Regions from separate parts of the Mus musculus genome. Here region 1 is linked to region 2. Evidence: chromatin loops called from intact Hi-C (ENCODE). Cell type or tissue: heart. All regions are shown on one strand. Links, peaks and the distances in the headings refer to the core of each region. The heading gives the core; the rest is flanking DNA.

Region 1 (2,500 bases), core at 1-2,500, 340 kb before region 2:
GAGAGATGGGTGTGACTTCAATACCAAATTGCAGGGGGAAGAAAGAGATTTCCCATGAAGGGATGCTAAGGCGCTCCTGGGCTTATAACCCCAGCACTCAGGAACCCTAGGAAGGAGGGCTGTAAGCCTAATGCCAACCTGTGAAGTTTATTGAGATCCTCACTCAGAAAACAAAACTTAGGGCCAGCAAGATAGCTCATGCACAAAAGGACACACACGCGCGCGCGCGTGCGCGCAAATGTAAAAAGTATCCCACTCAACCCACGATCCCAAAATGGGAAAACAAAACAAAATGAAAACAAAACAAAACAAAACAAAATAAAAAACCAAAAACCCGTGATTAACATCTGGAAGTGGTAGCCCATAGCAGTAATCTCAGCACTTGAGAAGGTAAGACTGAAGACCACATGTTTGGACTAGTATGGGCTACATAGTAACTTCCAGACCAGGCTTGTATGCATGACAGGGAGGACAAAGGCTCAGCCTGTAGGGTGCTTGCCTAGAGCGCACAAGGCCTGGGGTCTGTCTATCCCATTAGCTCCTACACTGACATGTGGAAGCAGGAGCTCAAATGGTCAAGGGCATCTTCAGCTACAGAGTGAGTCTGAAGACAGCCTGAGATACAGGAGGCCATCTCACGATGTAAATAAATAAACGAGAAACACAACAAGATGGTCGTCAAAGGATCACCCAGTGCATGTGAGAGATTCCAGAAAGGAAGGGAGCAATCAAGTCAGGCCATGGAAGTCAGTGGGTACCAGAGGCACTAAGATAGTAGATCTAAGGATACCTAGCTTAGATCATTGTCTGAATGCCCGGGGGCACCTCTGTGCTGACCCTTAGATCTGAAAAAGTGGCTCTCAACCTTTTAGTTCATGATCCCAGAGGGGTCACGTATCAAATATTTACATTATGATTCATAACAGCAGCAAAATTACAGTTATGAAGTAGCAATGAAATAACTTTATAGGGCTGGCAAGATGGCTCATTGATTACTCTTCCAAAAGTCCTGAGTTCAAATCCCAGCAACCACATAGTGGCTCACAACCACCCATAATGAGATCTGGCGCCCTCTTCTGGTGTGTCTGAAGACAGCAACGGTTTACTTAAAATAACCTTTAATATAATAAAGATTATATTAAATAAAGATAATAATAAATCTTTAGGCCAGAGCAAGCAGGGACTAAGCAAGCTGGGTTGACCAGAGTGCGTAGGAGTCCTAAATTCAATTCCCAACAACCACATGAAGGCTCACAACCATCTGCACAGTTACAGTGGACTCACATACATAAAATAAATAAATACATCTTTAAAGAAAAAAAAAAGAAATAACTTAATGGCTGGGGGTCATAATATGAGGAGTGTATTAAAGGATCACAGCACCAGGAAGGTCTCAAGTATAGCTAGGCCTGAGGGGTCTCACCCAGCCACCCTGGTCTTGGATCCAGACAAGCAGCCGCTCACGGAGGAAGTCCAGTGTCCAGCCCATGATGGTTCTGATCAGCTCGGGCACTTTAGTGCACAGGGCCTGCAGGAGTGGGAAGATTACACTTGGGGACTGAATCTTGTCCCCACTGCCCAGAGGTGATCTCAAGCCCTTGCTTTTAACCCTCTGCCTCTGCTAAGCGGTCTCTCCTCTACTAATTATAAACTAAAGCTTCCCTTACCTGCTCAGGAGCCCTGACTCCTCAGCACCCTCTAGGTAAAAACCAAAAGGCTGAGGTAAGGCTCAAGACCAGGCTGACCTCAAACTCAGAAATCCGCCTGCCTCTGCCTCCCGAGTGCTGGGATTAAAGGCGTGCGCCACCACTGCCCGGCCTGCCTAAGTCACTTCCTAGAGTGGTTTTCTAGACCAGAGAAGACCACCTCCTGGCCAACTGAGGCTCTGCTCTCCTGACTGGAACAATGCTCTCTTCCTGACCTACATTCCTTTCACCTCCAATACTGAAGACCCGTCAGCTCAGGCATGAAACCTCATCAAGGAGGTGGGGGATGGCATGGAGGACAATCAAGAGTGTCCCAAATGTGACAGTAGCACTACAAATAACAAGTAAAATATGCCACAGTGGCTCTGCAGCAACTTCCTGCTCCAACACACCCCACCACAGCCTAGTCTTGAACTTGTGATCCTCCTACCTCCAACTTCCAAGTGCTAGCACTGGAGGCATGTTCCAACCACCCCTAGTTCATGTGGCACTGACCCAGGGCCAGGACACATGCCAGCCAAGCACCACCAGCTGATCTGCAGTCCCAGCGCCTCTTTGGTATTTGTGTGTATGCTGATAGGAGACAGAACCTAAGGCTTCATCCATGTTATGCTCAGGCCCCCAAAACTCAGCTACACTACCACACCTACTGTCACGTCCATTTCTGTCTTTGTTTTTGTTTGCTTTTATTAAAAAATAAATAAATAAATAAACTAGGTCAGGGCTAGAGAGCTCAGCAGTTAAGAGCCCTGACTGCTCTCCCGAAGGTCCAGAGTTCAAATCCCACAACCACA
Region 2 (8,356 bases), core at 2,241-4,740:
GGACGCAGGGGCAGCTGGCGGGGAGGCCGGCGGGGCGGGGGCGCCGGGGCCAGCGGAGGAGGACGGGGAGGACGAGGACGAGGACGAGGAGGACGAGGAGGCAGCGGGCTCTCGGGATCCCGGGAGGACGCGGGAAGCCCCAGTGCCCGTCGTGGTGAGCAGCGCCGACGGGGACACGGTCCGCCCGCTGCGGGGGCTGCTCAAGTCTCCACGCGCGGCCGACGAGCCAGAGGACAGCGAGCTGGAGAGGAAGCGCAAGATGGTCTCCTTCCACGGGGACGTGACCGTCTACCTCTTCGACCAGGTGAGGGGGCTACACTTAGTGCACGTAGCACCCGGACTGCAGGGAGATGGACCTCCGGGTGGTCCAGGTGAAGGGGGCGGGCCCAGAGGGATTTACGTGTTCTAGTGCCCTGGGTAGCCGGCTCAGTGGGTGGAGCCTGGAAGGAAGTGGCGGCAAGTGGGCGGGGCCTGGGGCAGCGGCCGGGGTGGGGGTGGGGGGCACTGGACGGGGTGAACGGGCATAGCAGGAGTAGAACCAGGAATGGGATAGGGGCTTTTGCTACGAAAGGGCCGGGAAATCAAGGAGAGACCCGAGGAGTGTTGGTGGGTTTAGAAGGCTGTCAGGTAGAAGAAGCCTAGACAGGCTAGGAATAAAATTAGAGACTACTCAAGAGAATGGTTGCAGAGCCTGGGTCTGCTGAGGGCGAAACCTAGTGCTTTGGGGCCTGGTTTTATCGACAACAATCTTGTGGAGTTGACTCTAATATGTGCCTATGTATATTCTTGAGTGGGGGTGTCCCCAATAAGCTTCAAAAGCTTTGCGTGGCCCTGTCAGTGGGTGGAGGGAGGTGTTTGATGTGGGTGCTGGGCAGCAAACTCTGGTAGGCAGGAAAAGGCCTACACCTTAGCCTCTAAGCATCTCCAGCCTCCCGGGGCTGGGCTTTAAGTGGGGCGGATCTCATCACGTGGAGCTTTAATATGGAGTGAGTTTGGCTTGGTCGCCTAGATCAGTAATCTTTGCTCTCAGGAGGCAGAGTCGAGACAATCTATAATTAATGTAATCTGAATAGTTCAGGGCAGCTAGAGCTACATACCGAAACTCTGTCTCAAACAGACAAATAATCAACTTACCAAAGTCATCTGGACCTGAAATCCCCATATTTAAAAAAAAAAAAAGAGGTTTATTGCCTGAGCCTTGCTATGTAAACCTGGGGTGAGACTGTTTGAGGCCAGGTTGTGAGATAGTTGAAAACAGGGTCAGGTGCAGTGTTCAGAGTCATGAGACCAAAGGATTCCAAAATGGGATGGGACTTTTTTTTTTTTTTTTTTTTTGAGACAGGGTTTCTCTGTATAGCCCTGGCTATCCTGGAACTCACTTTGTAGACCAGGCTGGCCTCGAACTCAGAAATCCGCCTGCCTCTGCCTCCCAAATGCTGGGATTAAAGGCGTGCGCTACCACTGCCTGGCCCAAATGGGACTTTTCAATTTTGTTTGTTTGTTTGAGACAGGATTTCTTTGTATAGCTCTGGCTGTCCTGGAACTTTGTAGAGAAGGGTGGCCTAGAACTCGGAGACCCATGTGCATCTTGGTTTCTCTGTATAACCCTAACTGTCCTGGAACTCACTTTGTACACCAGGCTGGTCTCAAACTTAAGAGACCCACCTGACCCTGTCTCCTGAGCGCTGGAATTAAGGGGGTCCCCACCTTGCCAGACTCAAGGTGGGACTTTGAGAGTTTGAGTGGGACTGGGATAATTGTCCCTTGGTGCGTGGCTGGAGTTAGAGGTTGGGAGGCTACAGGACCAGGCTGTTAGCTCCAAGACATAGGTTTGGATCTCTGCCGCCAAGATCTTGGAGGTGGTGCTGCGGGGTTTAGAACAGCGTCTTGCTCGCTGAATTTAGGAATTCCTGAGCTGGGTGGGGCTTTATAGTTAGGTAAGGAACAAAGACCAGGGTGAGATTAGAGCTTGTAGGAACTTTTGAAGGCAGATGAAAGTTCCATTAACTTCTCCATACAATACATCAGCAATTACAAAATGGGGTACTGAAAGCCCCAGCAATATCGTTGGGTTTTATTTAATTATTGAGATGCCGTGGTTGGGTGTGACAATACGTTTCCTATTCTTTTTCTCTTGTTTTCACAGGAGACTCCAACCAACGAGTTGAGCGTCCAGGGCACCCCCGAGGGGGACACGGAGCCATCAACTCCCCCAGCGCCCCCGACGCCTCCCCACCCCACCACCCCAGGAGATGGGTTTCCCAACAGCGACAGCGGCTTTGGTGAGGGGCGGAACCCAAGATTTGGGCTGCGGGAGGGCGGGGCTTGGGAGTGGAGGGAGTGGCCTTATTATGCAATGGGCGTGTCATGTGGGAAGGGCAGGGCTAAGGGTGACCTGGAAGAGAAGGATTGAATCTAGGAACCCATCCACTCTTTGTAGGCTGGAGCTGTACCGAGGGGCCTGGGCGGAGCTCAGGAAGGCAAGGGCTGGTTGAGGCGGGTGGGGGCGGAAAGGTATCTGAAGTGGGAGGAGGGATGGAGCCTTGCTGGAGGGTAGGGCTAAAGGCGGCCTTGTGCTGGTCTGCTAAGCTGGTGTATAAGTCTAGTTCACTTTCTCCCTAGGCGGCAGTTTCGAGTGGGCGGAGGATTTCCCCCTCCTCCCCCCGCCAGGCCCCCCCCTGTGCTTCTCCCGCTTCTCCGTCTCACCTGCACTGGAGACCCCGGGGCCTCCCGCCCGGGCTCCCGACGCCCGGCCCGCAGGTACAGTGCTTCCAGCAGGACCCTATCCCACCCCTCCCCAACCTGCCCTCCCTTACCTCGCTTCTCTCTCTCTCTTCCATTCACCCACTCAGTCACATTGACATCTCTCAGCTAAGACCAGTTGGTTCCCATTCACAGCCTTGGACAGTTACACCGGTCTCTGACCCTCAGTTGCTTCTTCAAGGATCCTTAAGTACACACTCCCTTGTCCATCTTTCCCATTTCTGAGCTCGGATACCTTGGTGGATCTCCATATCCTCTCCAAGGGCACTTAAAGCCAGGGGATATGGCAGACACCCAGAGAACAGGAATCACAGCAGCGAGCTCACAGTGACCTGACACATTGCTACTCGCTCAATTTCACTGCGATCCTTGCAGTGGATTTTAGTCCCACGGTTTTTACGGAAAGAACTGAGGCACTTAGAAAGGAGCATAGAGCCATAATTCCGGCCCGGCTGCTGGCCCTGGGTGCTGCCCTCTCGTGGTACGCGTCTATTGGGTCCTTGTGCAGATGGAAAATCAGTTCTCTCCTGCCCCCTGCTGGCCACCATGCTGAACGCCCAGGATGTGGGGAAGGAGCTGTTAGTTCCCCAGATCCTCTGAGTTTCAGGATTAACCCTGCCTTTTTTCAGTTGTGTGACGTTGGCCAGTCAGTGTCCCTTTCTGCCTTAGCATCCTCATCTGTAGAATGGGAATGAGAATGGATCCTGATCCTGAGTGTTATGAGGGTATAAGTGGCATAATCCCCCCTACACACACACACACACACACACACACACACACACACAGAGTCACACACACACACACACGCACACACTCACACACACGCACACACACTCACACTCACACACACGCACACACACACTCACGCACACGCAGTCATACACTCACACACTCGCACACACACAGTCACACACACACACACCACACACACACGCACATACACACACTCACACACACACACGCTCACACTCAACTCACTCACACACACTCTCACACACACTCGCACACACGATCATGCAGCCTGGAGCTCCTGTGATGGTGTGTGAACAGCTTGCACAACGGCTGGAGGCAGAAGAGTTTAGCTAGTTCAAGAACAGAAGACAGGCCTGGTGCTCCTCAGGGTTCAGAGTTGGGCCGCGGCTAAGTAAATGGGTCAAGTTATAAAGGACTTGGGGGCCGGGCATTGTGAACACCACTTGGGAGGCAGAGGCAGGTAGATCTGTGAGTTCAAGGCCAGCCTGGTCTACAGAGCAAGTTCCAGTACAGCCAGGGCTACACAGAGAAACTCTGTCTTGAAAAACCAAAATATACAATACTATACTATTTACTAATAGTAATAATTAGTAAATAAATAATAACAAATTTAGGAGAGCTTTGCCTACAGGGTCCTAGGGAACCATGAAGGCCAGTAAGCAGGGAAGGGCCTGGGGCCTGGGAATGGAAGCAAATAGAGGCTGGGTGCTTGAGGAGAGGCTAAGCCGGAGAGGTTTGTGAACTAAGCGCAAGAAGAGAGGAGGGGCAAGGCAGGGGCAGAGGAGGGGCGGTAGAGACAGGATTGGGACTACATCCCCATCTAACCTCAAATGTTACTTCCTGACACCTCCATCTCAGGACCCCTGTGAGCACAGGGCAGGGTGGGTCTAGGGTGTGGGGACATCAGCTAGATAGTGAGTCAGGATCAAGGCTGCTAGCAAGGTGACCTCACGCTTAGTCACCAGGAGTGGAGACGGAGGGCCCAGTGGTATGAAGTCCCAAATCCTTGCCTACTCACACAGATACTCCCGCTGGGCATGGGTGGGGAAACTTACACACGTTTGTCTCCCCAGACCACAGTGAGTGCCCCCTTGGCACTCTCATACCCTCTATTTGACACCAGGTCCTGAGTGAGGAACTCATCCTGTGTACTTTGAAAAGGAGTGGACCTCATTTTCCACTCAAGAAGGGCAGTGGGCTCTGGTGCCTCTGTGTAGCCAGACCTGGGCTGTCAGCACAGAAATGTAAACAGGGGAGGGTGGACCCCTCACCCCACGGGCCTTGGTGCTCTAGGTCCAGAGGATGAATCAGGCTGTGATGTGTGGCTGCTGGGACACACACTCACACACACTCAATTTGTTGGTGAAGACACTGTGTGACACAGGCCTAGGTACAGGCCCCATATTCCGCCTATGCAATAAAGGTGCGAGCAGTCGCCGGGCTCTTCCACAATAACTTATACTTAATAAATACTCAGTACCCGAGAGGAACACCTGAGAAAAAAAGAGAGGAAGCAAGTGATAACCCAGGATGTCTGAGGGTGACAGGGGACCCAGAATGGTTGTGGAAGGCCTCAAAAGAGGGGGCCTGAACCACTTAGGAAGAGCATTTTAGACACTAGGAACAGCAGATGCAAAAAGCCCCTGAAGTAGAACGGTATCTGGAACATTTGAGGGCAGTGTGCCTGGAGCAGAGGGCTGGATGAGGACAGAGAGGATAGGATGGTGCCGCTTCCTGGGCCTTTGCCTTGAGTTGGAAACCATAAGCCTGTCTCCCCTGACTCTGTCTCCCCTGATTCCCATCCTTTCTCTACTCTCTGTTCTCAGGCCCCGTGGAGAACTGACTCCCCAAAGACCCAGCCCCTTTGCATCCCAAGAAGAGGGCTTGCGAGCAGAATCTTGTGTGGACGATGGAGCCATTGCCCCTGACACTGACACAGCCTCTGGGGAGGTGCCTGAGGCTGGGCCCTCCCTCTCCTCCACCATGTGCCAAACAGGAGGCCCAGGCCCTCCACCCAGCCCCCCAGATGAGTCCCCTGATCCCCCTGACCCCCCCGACCCCCTTGGAGCCACATGAGGCAGGAAGCCCCATCGCTGGACAGCCACACGTCTTGGAACTGAACTGAACCGAACTCTTTTGGGCCCAGAGCCCCCTGGCACAGCAGAGGTCTCTCCTGGCCCCATGAGGGCCACTGGCTTCAGGAACCTGGCCCCCCCCCCCCATCTTGCGTCTCCCCTTCCCCCAAGCCTGGCCCCTGGAGGGGGCCTCTGATTCAAACCTTCGCGTGACATTTTCACATTATTTAAAAAAAAAAGACAAAAACAACTTTTGGAGGAAAATGGGGCCTGTGTGTATTTGGGGAGGTGGGAGGGAGGTGCCAGGAGTAGACACTGCATGAAAGTCCCTGTCCTTTCCTTATGGCCCTGAGGCAAGGCGCCCACGCAACAGTGGAGCTTGCTGGCCTCCCTTCCAGCGCATTGGTGGCAGCCCTGACTTACCCTTCTCTGTTCCATGAGGAGTCAGTGATGATGGCTTGGGACCAGGCAGTTTTGGTAATCATGTTCCTGCAGGGTCTGAAAGCTATCACAGGGCCAGACCAGGTGGTGGGAAGAGACTCAGAACTGATCTGCTGAAACTCGGCGGAGTCACCTGCCAGCCACTGCCTGGCCTGCCTGCCCGCACTGGCCGGCTCCATCCACTCATTTCTCTGTTACTGCCCAGCTTCTGGGCCGGCACACAAATACTGTCTATATGATCATGCATGCACACCCTCACCCCCAGCCCTGGCCCTTGCCAGTTGTTCTTCATCTGCCCGACTGCTTGTCTTTGTCCAGTCTTCCTCGCAGTGACCTAGGACTGCTGCTCTGGTTTCTTCCTGTGTCTGTGTTCTCCCATGCATCTCCCCGTGCTTCTCTCTGCCTTAGTTATATTTGGGTCTTGTCCCTGTCCCCTCCCTCCCTCCCGTGGCTGCCTGGTCCTTAGCTTCTCAGTGGCTAGGCTGTTGGTGTCTCTGGACTTGGGTCCCTCATCCTCTACACTTGGGGATCAGAATTTACATGAAGGGAGTGAATTTACATTGTGGAAGAGAGCCAAAGCAAGGGGTGGGTTTAAGCAGGATGGTATATAGGGGTGACAGGACACAGGGTGGAAGGTGTCACAGGAAACCCCTACAGTAGGGTTTTCCTTCCCCATCATAGGATTGGATTGCTGCCTGGCAAGCGGCGACATGATTGAGAGGCAGGTCTGCCCAGGTTGGGGAGGGAATCATGGTAGTAGAGTGGGCTGGATCTTGGCATCCTAGTTCAAAGAATGAGAGTTAGAGACCTAATGCCAAGTCAAGAGAGGTGGGCTAGGACCTGTGCTGTCTACCTGTCTCACTCTGTGTATCTGTGTGTTTGAGACAAGATCTGTCTGTGGCCCTGGCTGTCCTGTAACCACTGTGTAGACCAGGCTGGCCTCTAATTCACAGAGACTGATTAGCCTGCCTTTGCCTCCTGAATGCTGGGATTAAAGGCATCACCACACCTAGCAAGGGCCAGGATTTTTAGGTCTGAGGAGAGAAGGCTGTGGCCTGAACTGGTGGATTATGAGGGAGGGACAGGACATTCATGCCTCAGTCTGAGTGAAGAGGGTGAGAGCCAGGCCAATCCAAAGTCTGAGATGCTAATGTCCTACCCAGTTGCAGGGAGCAAAGTTAAAGGTCTAATCCCCAGGGAGGAGGGCTGGGGCCAGAACTGCTGCATCTGAGGGAGGAACCTGGGATCAGGACCCCTGGTCTGAAGGAGGGTATACTATCGTACCAGCCCTCACCCCACAAACTCATATTCAGTTATCTTCAACCACAGAAACTTACTGCTTCACAATTGTGGAGGCTACAAGACCAAGACCACCGACATCAGTATTTGGAAAAATCTCTTCCGTGTTTTGCAAGCCTGGCTTCAGGTAACCGTTGGCACTCCGTTGGCTTGTCTGTGCTTTGCCCCACTCTGCATTCATCCCCACATGGCACCCTCTGTGGCCTTCTGTCCAAACACCCACTTTGGGAACTTTTTATGTGTGTGGGTATGTTGGTGGGTACCGGGAAGGGCATGGTTTCACATATCTCAATCTGGCTTTGAACACCTTAATTCTTCCTCACCTAGCACATGGATTGAAATGAGTCCCCCTCCCCTGACACTTGGCTTGAAGGTCAGCTTAAAGCAATTTGCAGTGACACAAGCACCTGCAGCCTAGTGTGGCCAACGTTCCCTTGAGATCCGCAATCAAGTGTGCTGATCATCACAGCCCTGGGCCCCCAGTGGTGGCTCCTCCACTCCCTCCTCCTTTAGTCACTGGGTCCCCCAGGACTGCAGACCTCCCCCTCCCTTCCCACCTTCGCCGCTACTCACTCTCAGATCACCACAACCACTTCACTTAGACACACTGCCTCACCTTGGCTTCTCATAGGCAGGCCTGCGTAACCTGTTCTTGCCTCCCTTAGCCACACCAGTCACCATCTTACCTGGGCTGATGGTAGTCACCAGTTGTCAGGCAATGATCCTGGGGTGAGAAGCCCTACTACTAAGGTTTTCCTTTGCCCTCTTGTCTTTGTCACCATCCAGCTCAAACCCACCCCTTAAGCTTGTCAATCAGTGCAAGCCCTTGTGCCAAGAAAACTTGAGTCCTAGGATGTGAAAGACAAGGAACCAAGTTCAGGGACACCTACAAATGGGGAAGTAGAATCCAGATCCCAAGACAGTACCCCCTGCTGCCCGCCACACCGAGGTCGACAGGGCAGGTGAAAGGGTGAAGAACCTCTGATGCTCGCTGCCCAGTGCGTTCCTAGCCCTTTGGGTGACAC

What was found. Hi-C counts contacts between places; a loop is a spot of excess contacts. Peaks named below come from ENCODE experiments on the same cell type or tissue, not always from the same donor. Only the 100,000 strongest peaks of a DNase experiment are listed, where the experiment ranks them.
Region 1: it touches region 2 in a loop (2.4-fold over the local background); 1 of 42 quality-filtered maps calls a loop at or near these places.

The regions. Positions count from the first base shown.
Region 1 is chr7:45,461,976-45,464,475 of GRCm38, forward strand. It overlaps Bax (BCL2-associated X protein), which reads right to left. Exons shown (of 6, transcript NM_007527.3): 5 at 1,424-1,528. Among named protein-coding and RNA genes, the nearest start is that of Ftl1, 3.3 kb to the left of the region's middle. In heart, for the core only: a CTCF peak has its summit at 1,072 (motif pointing left); DNase peaks (open chromatin) are centred at 6 and 2,236; H3K27ac peaks cover 115 bases.
Region 2 is chr7:45,798,290-45,806,645 of GRCm38, forward strand. It overlaps Lmtk3 (lemur tyrosine kinase 3), which reads left to right. Exons shown (of 15, transcript NM_001290990.2): 12 at 1-304; 13 at 2,147-2,282; 14 at 2,623-2,760; 15 at 5,343-5,855. The coding sequence ends at 5,359. Cyth2 (cytohesin 2) reads right to left here. Exons shown (of 13, transcript NM_011181.3): 13 at 8,348-8,356. Among named protein-coding and RNA genes, the nearest start is that of Cyth2, 12 kb to the right of the region's middle. In heart, for the core only: no CTCF peak of the experiment used is centred there; DNase peaks (open chromatin) are centred at 2,440, 3,262 and 4,438; H3K4me3 peaks cover 1,127 bases; H3K27me3 peaks cover 800 bases.